2 separate regions of the Homo sapiens genome follow, and region 2 is linked to region 1. A link is an interaction called in ENCODE POLR2A ChIA-PET data of the cell type or tissue named here. Cell type or tissue: Panc1. All regions are shown on one strand. Each heading gives the region's core, and the rest is flanking DNA. Links, peaks and the distances in the headings are about the cores only.

What was found. Peaks named below come from ENCODE experiments on the same cell type or tissue, not always from the same donor. Only the 100,000 strongest peaks of a DNase experiment are listed, where the experiment ranks them.
Region 2: POLR2A ChIA-PET joins it to region 1 with 6 read pairs; 3 of 35 experiments call an interaction of 5 or more read pairs at or near these places.

Annotation. Positions count from the first base shown.
Region 1 is chr4:37,740,094-37,745,478 of GRCh38, reverse strand. No RefSeq gene overlaps it. Among named protein-coding and RNA genes, the nearest start is that of RELL1, 56 kb to the right of the region's middle. In Panc1, for the core only: no CTCF peak of the experiment used is centred there; no DNase peak of the experiment used is centred there.
Region 2 is chr4:37,626,116-37,631,500 of GRCh38, reverse strand. It overlaps RELL1 (RELT like 1), which reads left to right. Exons shown (of 7, transcript NM_001085400.2): 6 at 1-116. The coding sequence ends at 113. Among named protein-coding and RNA genes, the nearest start is that of RELL1, 58 kb to the left of the region's middle. In Panc1, for the core only: no CTCF peak of the experiment used is centred there; a DNase peak (open chromatin) is centred at 2,298.

The DNA of each region.
Region 1 (5,385 bases), core at 204-5,203:
TAGGAGATTCAGGGGTTGCCAGATGCAAATTTTCTAATTTTGTGGTGTCTAAGTGTTCTATGACTTCTGTATTCTAATGTTCATTTCCCTCACAATAGCTGCTTCTATAGGAGACTGAGAGATGACTCTTTTGAATCAGTTTCAAATTCCAGACCTGAGACTAAATAGCCCTGTGACCCTCTACTGGTAACTTGGTTGCTAAAGGATTTTGTATTTATTTCTGTCAACGTAAGATAATTTCTGATTTAGCTACCTCCCATATGGGGTTATTTTACACATCAAATGATGTAGGAAAAGTACTTCTCAATTTCTGGGTGAGGTTTGCATGTGTATTATTTTGAAAAAAGAAATCCATCAAACATATGTTAGTGATTAATGAAAGTATTTAAATTATTTAAGTGGAGTTCATACATCTAAAACTTTAATTAAAATTTTTCTATTAGCAGGTGATATGAATAATTAACATTTGTTACTTAATCAGAGGAAAGTTTCTCCCACTGAATTTTTAATAAAACATCCAAACTATGAATATCTCATCTTTCACCTCCAGTTCTTGCTGATTATGATAGCCCATTAATATTAGAAAGCATCTCTCTCAAAACCAATTGTTTTTCTTGAGAACCTTGTCATTTCTTTTTTACATCAAATTCAAGTATCTACTCTTTTTTCAATGGCGCCATCTCAGTTTACTGCAACCTCTGCCTCCTGGGTCCAAGTGATTCTCCTGCCTCAGCCTCCAGAGTAGCTGGGATTTACAGGTGCCCACCACCACACTTGGCTAATTTTTTGTATTTTTAGCAGAGACGGGGTTTCACAATGTTGGTCAGGCTGGTCTTCAACTCCTGACCTCAGGTGATCCACCCGCCATGGCCTCCTGAAGTGCCAGGATTACAGGCATAAGACACTATGCCTGGCCCGACACCTCTTTCTTATAAGTACCCTTTAGTGCAGCTGAACAGGGAAGGGAAACACATATCACCCTGTTGATTGGTCTCACTGTAAATGATGACAATTGACTGTAACGGAACCCGTTAGTGTGCCTCTGCCCCTCCAGATGACTATTTGTACCTGCTGTCTCTTCCAACAGCTCCTCACTCTAGGCTCAATCTCTGGAACTGGCTTTCTAAATCACTAAGAAATTAGAAGCCACCCGAAGAGAACTTGCTGTGTGTCAGCACACCTGTCCCTGCCCATTCACTCCACCTGCTCTCCTGTTGCAGCAAGGAACACCTGTGTTTCTCACCAAGGCCAACCTGTCACTTGTCTGCTATTCCCCATCCCTTCTCTTCTACTTAAGAACTTTGTTCTAGGAATTCTTTTTCTCTCCTGGATTGGCAAAAGTTCTCCCCAAATCCATTGAGCCCCTGCTATATAAACATACTATTATTTCTCATCTTAAATATGAAAAAGAACCCAATCTTTTTTGACCCCACTCCCTCTTCAGGTACTAACCTATTTTTCTCCTTCTCTTTGTTTTTTGTTAAATTAAATTAAATTAAATTAAATTTTATCTTTAGAGATGGGGTCTCACTCTATTGCCCAGGCTGGAGTTCAGTGACATGATCACGGCTCACTGAAGCCTCAAATTCCTGGGCTCAAGCAATCCTCCTTCCTCAGTCTCCCAAGTAGCTGGAACCACAGGCATGTGATACCATTCCTAGCTAATTTTTAATTATGTTAGAGAAAGGTCTTGCCATGTGGCCTAGGCAGGTCTTGAACTTTTGTGCTCAAGCAATCCTGCTGCTTCAGCCTACTCAGTAGCTGGGATTCCAGGCACAAGCCACCATGCTTGGCAACTCTCCTTTCCTTTAAAGCAAGTTTAGTATTGAAGATGTCCAGCTGCTGACTCTTAAACCCACTGAAATCAGGCTTCATCCCACCATGCCATCAAATCTGCTCCTGTCTAGGCAGCAGTGACTTCCACTTGTGGCCAAATCTGATGGGCAATTCCCAGTCCTATCCTAACATAACCTGTCATCAGCACTTGATGATTGTTACTCTCTGCTTCTTAAACCCTAACTCTGCCTGGCCTCTGGGGCACCACCCCCATCCTCCAATCTCCATCACCCATCCCATTTCCTGGCTCATTCCAAGTCAGCCACACTGGTCTTCTTGCAGCTCCAGGGGCAAGCCCGGAATAATCTCATCTCAGGGCTTTTTATCCAATGCATTTTCCTGGGATGCTTTTCCCTGGATATCTACATACCTTTTGCCCTCCCTTCCTTCACCTCCCCACCACTCTACTGCTTTACTTTTCTCCTTAACACATACCATCATCTCATCTACTATATGTTTTACAGATTTATATTTTTATTATCTACTTCACCCACTATATCCACAAAGGCAGGAATTTTTGTCTTTTTCATTCACAGCTCTATCCCCAGTTCCTAGAATAGTGCCTGGCACATAATAGATACTCAATAAATATTTGTTAAATAAACCCTTTATTATTTAAAACACTTGGACAAACATTTTTGTATAGCTGACATTTTATCTAGTATTAATAAGTTCATGTCTATTTGGATGTTATTAGACTTTGAAGAACAATCATAGGCCAGGTACTCTGGCTTACACCTATAATCCCAACATTTTCAGAGGCTGAAGTGAGAGAATTGCTTGAGCCCAGGACTTCGAGATCAACCTGGGCAACAGAGTGAGACACCATCTCTACAAAAAAAAAATAGCTGGGTGTGGTGGTGTGCACCTGTAGTCTCAGCTACTTGGGAGGCTGAGGCAGGAGGATCACTTGAGCCTGGGAGGTTGAGGGTGCAGTGAGTCATGATTGCATCACTGCACTCCAGCATGGGAGACAGAGTGAGACCCTGTCTCACAGAAAAAAAAAGAAAGATAAAAGAAAAAAAAAAAAACAATCAGAAATGCTACGAATGCCCAAATTGAGAGTATATCTATGTATTTGTTTTAGTTGAGAGCTTAGTTTTTGCCAGATATTTTATTTGAATTAACTCTTTTAATCCTTATTTTAAAGTATTTAAAATACTTTAAAGAAGGTATTATTCCCATTTTATAACAAAGGAAATAGGCTTTAGAAAAATGATATAAATTGCCCAAGGACACCTGCTGGTAGGTAATAGGGCTGGCCTTTGGGCACAGGCTGTCTGAGTGACTGAAACTCCACATTCCACACACTATTTACATTAGTCATGGCCAGGAATGACTGCTCAGAAATTAGCTGAGCAACTGTATTTTCATTATTTATCTTCATATAGTTCTGATGCACATATACATAGTTCTAAAACAGTCTCAGACAAATTGAAACTGAGAGTTCAGGTTGCTGCTTTATTCTACAGACATCTAAGTTCCTGCGTTATGTGAGACCCTGAGCTGGGCTCCCCATAGGATTTGTAGGCAAATGTTAGGGATGTATTGGCATTCTTGCCTTGCCCTTAAAAATATTCCCTCATCCAAAATGTGCTCATCAACCACAGCCCGTGTAAATATCACAACATCACCCTCTCTATTAAGCCTAAAGTTACTTCTTTCTTCTCTGAACCATGAGAATAATTTATAACTCTCTTGTGGCTCCAACCTTACAATGATTTGATTTGATCCATAGTCATATGTATATGTATCATTCCTGCAATATAGACTGTCAACCAGTGAGTAGGGACCATGTCACACATCTGTGTCTCCCACGGCACTGAGTGTAGGAGCCCAACTTGTGCATAAGGAATGAACCCTGGACTCATGTTGTGACCTTCAGCCTTTCCTTCACTCAGTAACTATCAAATACCAACCCTGGGACAGGACCTATCCTAGGTATGGGGGAATATAGCAGTGGACAAGAAAACCAAGCCACTTTTCGATGTAGCCGCACTCTAGTGGATGAAGATGAACACTGAAAACACACATAATGAGAAATGCTTTGCGGAGACTTAAAGAAAGATTTGAGAGGGACTGAGTGACTCCTTTGAACTGGATGTTGAATAAAGTCCCTCCTTGAAGGACATTTAAATGGAGTCTGAGGATGAGAAGGAAGCAACTTCTTCGAGAATTGGAGGCAGAGAGTTCCAGATGGAGAGAACAGCAAGTGCATAGACCTCGGATGCCAGTGAGCCTGAAGAGCTCGAGAAATGGAACGGGGAGGCGGCACATGGTGGCGTATGCCTATAGTCCCAGCAACTTGGGAGGCTGAGGTGGGAGGATGGCTTGAGTTCAGAAGTTTGAGGTCAGCCTGGACAACATAGCAAGACCCCATCTCTTAATATAAAAGACATACAAACAAAAGAAATAAAAAGGGAGCCAACGTGGCTAAAACTAAGCGAGTAAGGGAAAGCAGGAAAGTAGATACATAACAGCTGATAGTTGAGAAGCTACTTTATTTTTCAAAAATACATTAATTCTGGAGAATACTGCAGACGCCATTACTTGGTAAGAAAGAGTCATGTTGTCATTTTAAAGACAGTTTCTTGCCTGCTGCATCATAGTTTAGAATCTACTATTATGTTATTTATACAACAGCTAGATGATCTAACAAGCCAAGACCTTATCAATAACTACAGCACAAAGAAACATTTTCAGAGACCAGCAAATTCTCGGTGTATTTCTGTGTGGCACACTGTGCCAAATGCTGTTCCATGTTGTCACTTCAGATTTCATTAACTGCAGGGAGTGGTGGCAATCATTGAAATTAACTTGTTAACGCACACTTTCCCTTGCAGATTATCTGAGTTCGGTTAACTGCTTGGAGGGGAGCTGCTCACATCGTTGTCTGCACAGTGCTGATCTGTGAACTATCTGTTACCTATCTGCTGGGACAGAAATCAAGAGGAAGCAAGCAGAAACTTTTAGAATGGAATCCAAGCACGTAATCAATGTTAACAGGTGTGGCTTTTGGTTTAAATTTTGTATACAAGAATGTCCTGATGACAATGACAGGACACCATTTTGCAGTAGTTGCTCTAATTAAGAGCACACTCTATTTCCTTCATCAAGAAAGTCTTGCATGAAGAAAATGTGTCAGCTGGACTAAACAGTATGCTTAGTGAGGTAAGAAATATTGTGAATGATGTAGAGGCTAATGTGTTAAATTCAAAGGGATTTTCTTTATTGTTTTATAATATAAAGGCTGATCACAAACAACCCTGAATGCATACTGAGATGTGATTGTTACTGAGGGGAAAATTCTGTTGAGGATGTTTAAACTGTAAAATGAACTTTTGGTATTTCTGCAAGATAAAAAACCAGTTTCCCAACTTTTAAAAGGTATAAATCCAGATTTTGTTGTTGTCTGATATCTTCACATTTTCAATAAAAGTAATACTCGATGCAAGGAAGGGAAGCAACATTGTCTTTTAATGACAGAAACATAGGAAAGGGCAAAAATAGAAGTTAGAAACTTGGAATGACACTGTTTCTATAAATCGT
Region 2 (5,385 bases), core at 167-5,166, 110 kb after region 1:
ACAAGTCAAACCAGAAGGAACGGAGAAGCCTGATGTCTGTTAGTGGGGCTGAAACCGTCAATGGGGAGGTGCCGGCAACACCTGTGAAGAGAGAACGCAGTGGCACAGAGTAGCAGGTGAGCCGTGGTTTTGGTGACATTGGGGGCAGAGTGGTGCAGGGTGAGGAGAAGGTACTTGGAGCCTCCCAGGTGCTGTGGCAGCATAGGAATGGTATTTGACAGGGAAGTGGGAGAGCTTTCCTTGACCCAGGAAGACTGAGGGGGACTGAACATGATTACTTGTCTGCCTAGAGCTTCTTGTAAAGAAGTCACAAACTTAGTGCCTCCAGGGGCTTGGCCTGTGTGATAATGAGGATAGAGGATTACTTGTGAGGCAATGTGGCATGGTGGGGATTGTGGCAAACTAGAATTCACATCACCCACCATATAGGGCTTGCATTACCACGAGGCAGAAAGCACCTAGTGTTGCTGCATCTTCTTACGCAAAAAAAGACAAAATCCAGACTTCTAAAATGTAAAATCACTGATTTTCGATATTGGCAGCTTACTTTTTTTTTTTTAAACAACCATGCAGGCCAAATGACTTGTAATCTTGTCACCATTTTTAGGTAAACTGTGACTTGAAAAAGTCTGGAGCAAACAAACCAATGCTTTTTCCTTTTATTCTGTTGGAAACCAGTTTTCTTTGTGTCACAGTTCTGAAACCTCAATACGAATATTTCTCTTCCCACCAAATATTTTGAGGCAATTGAAAAGCCACAGTGATTTATTTCTTGATTTGGCAATTTTAATTTTGCAAGACACTGCTTAAAAAAAAAACAACACGCAGCTGGGCACGGTGGCTCACGCCTGTAATCCCATGTAATCCCAGCACTTTGGGAGGCCGAGGCAGGCGGATCATGAGGTCAGGAGATCGAGACAATCCTGGCTAACATGGTGAAACCCTGTCTCTACTAAAAAATACAAAAAAGTAGCCGGGCGTAGTGGTGGGCACCTGTAGTCCCAGCTACTCAGGAGGCTGAGGCAGGAGAATGGCGTGAACCCGGGAGGCGGAGCTTGCAGTGAGCCGAGATCACGCCACTGCACTCCAGCCTGGGCGACAGAGCGAGACTCGGTCTCAAAAAAAAAAAAAAAAAAAAAAAAAACCACACACACACGCACCAGAACCCTGTGATAAATTGATAGTGGCTTAACTTTCATCTTAACTCCTTTATTTCTGTTCCGGCTTGAGTGGTATTTATCCTTTCCATGTTTCTTATCCCTTGTAAAAGAGCAACGGTGACGATTTGGGAGGGATCATGCCCTAAGTGCTCCATGGAACCATCAGAGCCTGAACATGAAGGCAGAAGAGTTTACACTTACATAGGGAAGGGAGGGCGGGCAATGGGGGAGAGGTCAGGCAGGGACACAGCAAAACTGACATGAACCCTGGAGTCAGACTGCCAGGTTCAAGCTCCAGTGTGCCACTCACTAACCCTGGGACCTGGGCAAGATACTTGAGCTTTCTATGCCTCACTGGAAATTGGAAGTGGTGCTCTTTGCCTCAGGGGCGGGAGTGAGATTTCCATGAAGTTGCACGTGTGAAGGCAGGGCCTGGCACGTGGGAAATGCTCCGTCCATGCTACTGATTATTACCATGTGATTCATTCATTTTTGGTCGGTGTGGCTGAGTGGAGGAGAGATGTGGCTTTTGGGTGAAGCTTCTCTGATAATCTGCCGGGCTCAGAGGGTTGAAGGTGCTCTGGAAGCAATCTGGAACAACTCTGTGCACCTAAATTTTCTGAGACATAGGGACTCTGATCATTTTCTAGTGTTAGTTAGCCCTCGCGGTTTTGCCTGTGGGGAGATCTGGCGTCTCTTCCTGAGTTTAGGAGCAGAATAGGAGCCTTCTTAAAGAGAGAAACAGTACAGAAAAGTCTACCATTGGCTTCTCAGCCAGTTACTGGTGACCTTAGGGAAGGGAGTCAAGAGGAATTTAAGAAGAGGATGATGAAGATGGGTAATAACAGCAGCTAACGTTAATTCAATATTCTAGTCTTCTAGGCATGGTACTGATGTGTTTCTCACATGTCATCATTATAAACCTCTCCAAATGGGGTTAGTACTATGATCATAGTTTTACAGATGAGGAAACTGATGAATGGGAAAGGTGAGTTACATGTTGAAGGTCATATAGCTGGAAAGAGGAGCATTCTGATTAAGGTCAGTGAAGGACTTGGCTATCTGGGAAGAGAAGCATCTGGCTATTCAAGTCTTAGGTGAGGAAGGCCCAGCCAGCTTAGCTGCAAAGAAAGTATGGGTCATAAGGACAGGCTGAGTATGAGTCATCAACTGGGCAGTGAGTTGAGAGATGGAGCCGATTGCACCAGAAGACCTGGCTTGCCCTCGATTAGGAACTGCAAGATGATCCTCTTGTCAGACTCACCTCTGATTAGAGCTTGGCTAACTAGTGCCATGGCTGATTTTGGCCACCACTGCCCAGAGAGCGGTACTCTAGATCTGGGAAGGTTAGAAGGAATTAGGATTGCTCAGCTGGTTTTTTTGGCCCGAATCTGTCTGATTCTGATTATAGAAATTTGGTCCAAGCATCTGAAGTCCTGACCACATTTAACTGATTTACAATGAGATATTCTCTGCACAGCACACTGTTATTCAACAGGATTATATAAACGAGGATTGGATTTGATCAGAAGACATGGGTGCAAATCTGAGCTTCACAATTTGGACATTGTACTTAACTGCCCTACCCCTGGTTTCCTTGAACGTGAAATAAGGTATTAAATTCATTGTTTTAATCCAAGAGCCAAGAGAAAGTCTGGAATGTAGTTGGTTCTCAGTAGAAGGTAGTCATATTGTGTTGTGCTGCTCAAATCACAATGAGCACGAGTGGCCTTCAAAGGGTGACGTGTTTTCCGAGCCTCCAACTTGTTGTAATTGATTTTCAAATTAAAAATTAATTCTTCGTTATGAAAAATTTTAAACTCAAAAGTAGAATAGTATCATGGATGTCCATGATCCATGGAGTAAATTAATTATAATACCTACAGTTTTTTGGGTATTCTGTACTTGGGCATGCTTTGAAAGGCACATTCCGTGTATTAGCTAATTTCTGTAATCCTCGCCACGGCAGTCTATAGGTGCTAGTACCCCATTTTGCAGATGAAGGTCTTAAGCACAGAGAGTTTAAACAACTTGTTTAGAGATACCAGCAAGAATGTGATAGAGTTAGACTTGAACCTGGGCAGCCTTGCTTCAGGTGTCACAGACTTCATTCAACTGGGTCCAAGACGAGCAGGTCCCATGAGTAGAGCCTGCTCAGATTGAGACCTGCTGGGTGGCCCTATCTGATTACCCCAATGAAGTATAGGCCCTGAAAAAGGAAGGAAGGGAATATTCATTGGTGTTTTAAAAATTATGTATTCATTAAAATTTTTCTTGCAGTTTTTTTTCTTTTCAAATCTCATCCCCCCAAAAAAAGTATGTTTGGGACATTTAACATGACTTGATTTTCCAACTAGAAAAATTCTGAAAATTTTACTTCTGGGCCAGACTCTCTGGTTCTAGACGAAGCCAGAAGATCTGCACTGGAATGCAGCTAGTGAAGCAGGAGAGGAGTGCTATGTGTCTCTTCTACAATCTGATACAGTCTTTAGAGTTGTATTTTTTCCTGAAAGAGGTTTTTGCTCAAATTTGGATTTTTAGCCAAACAATTTTACTGCAATGTTTTGTTTTATTGTAGAACAGACTCAAATATTCAAATACAAATGCATATCCACTTATTGGTTAGGTTTCTTTTTTTATTTCTTTTGTTTAAGGTGTTTGTTACCAGAAACTAAACTTATATTCTAAATAGAATGTTATCAAGACTGTGGCAGGATTTCTCTCTCTCCCTTCTGGTTCCTTCTCCCTTTAAAACCCCAAATCTGATGTTGGGCATGGCCTCCCCATTCGTCTAACCCTGCTTTGTTGGTCTGAGTTCTTGTTTGTGGCTACATCTAACTTGCCCTCTTGCCCTCTGCCTGATTTATTTTGGCAATGCGGTTAAAATGGTCTTTTTTCTGCAGAAAATGTGTTTTGGTTTCTCCTGAGAAGAATAAGCTTTTGTTCTTCAAAGTTAAATAAATTGAATTGCTTTCAGCCTCCAAATGCCACTGCCTTGTCTTCATTGTCACTGGTCTTTGGCTTTTTAAAAATGATCCTGTCCTAAGCATTCTGTGTCGCATGTTTCTGAAGTCTGCCCTCTTTTGTTCCATTCGCTGATAGTGTCCTGTTGGAAACATTGATTTAGTAAGTTTACATAACCATACTTTAAAATTTTTTATTGAAAATTAATCAGATTTTAATGGACACATGAAAGTTGCATATATTTATCATGTGCAATGTAATGTTTTCAAATGTGTGTACACTGCGATGGCTAAATTGAGCTAATGAACGTATGCATTGCCACACATACTTATAATTTTTTTGCGTGGTGAGAACACTCCAAATCTACTCTCTTAGCAATTTTTAAGAATATGATACATTGTTATTAACTGCAGTCACCATGTTGTACAATAGATCTCTTGAAATTATTTATCCCCTCTAACTAAAATTTTGTGTCTTTTGACCAACCCCTCCCCCGCCCCTACCTCTAACCACCTTTCTTCTCTCTGCTTCTATGAGTTCAACTTTTTTTAGATTCCACATGTAAGTGAGATGACGTGGTATTTGTCGTTCTGTGCCTGGCTTATTTCACTCAATGTAATGTGCTCCAGGTTTATCCATTTTATCTTCAATGACAGGATTTCCTTCTTTTTTTCTGGCCGAACAGTGTTTCATTATGTATCTATACTACATTTTATTCATTCATATGTTCAGGGACTCTTAGGAAGATTCCATATCTTGGCTATTGGGATAATGCAGCAGTGGACATGGCAGTACAGATATCTCTTTGACATACTGATTTCAGTACCTCTGGATATGTACTGAGAAGTGGGATTGTTGGATCATATGGTAGTTCTATTTTTAATTTGTTTGTTTGTTTTCTGAGACAGAGTCTCACTCTCGCCCAGGTTGCAATGCAGTGGGACAATCTCGGCTCACTGCAGCCTCTGCCTCCCGGGTTCAGACGATTCTCCTGCCACAGCCTCCTGAGTAGCTGGGATTGCAGATGCAAGCCACCACACCTGGCTAACTTTTGTATTTTTAGGAGAGACAGGGTTTCATCATGTTGGCCAGGCTGATCTTGAACTCCTGATCTCAAGTGATCCACCTGCCTCGGCCTCCCAAAGTGCTTGGATTACAGGTGCAAGCCACTGTGCCCGGTCTATTTTTAATTTTTGTTAGTGACCTGCGTACTGTTTTCCATGATGACTGTAATAATGTATATTCCCACTAACAGTATGCA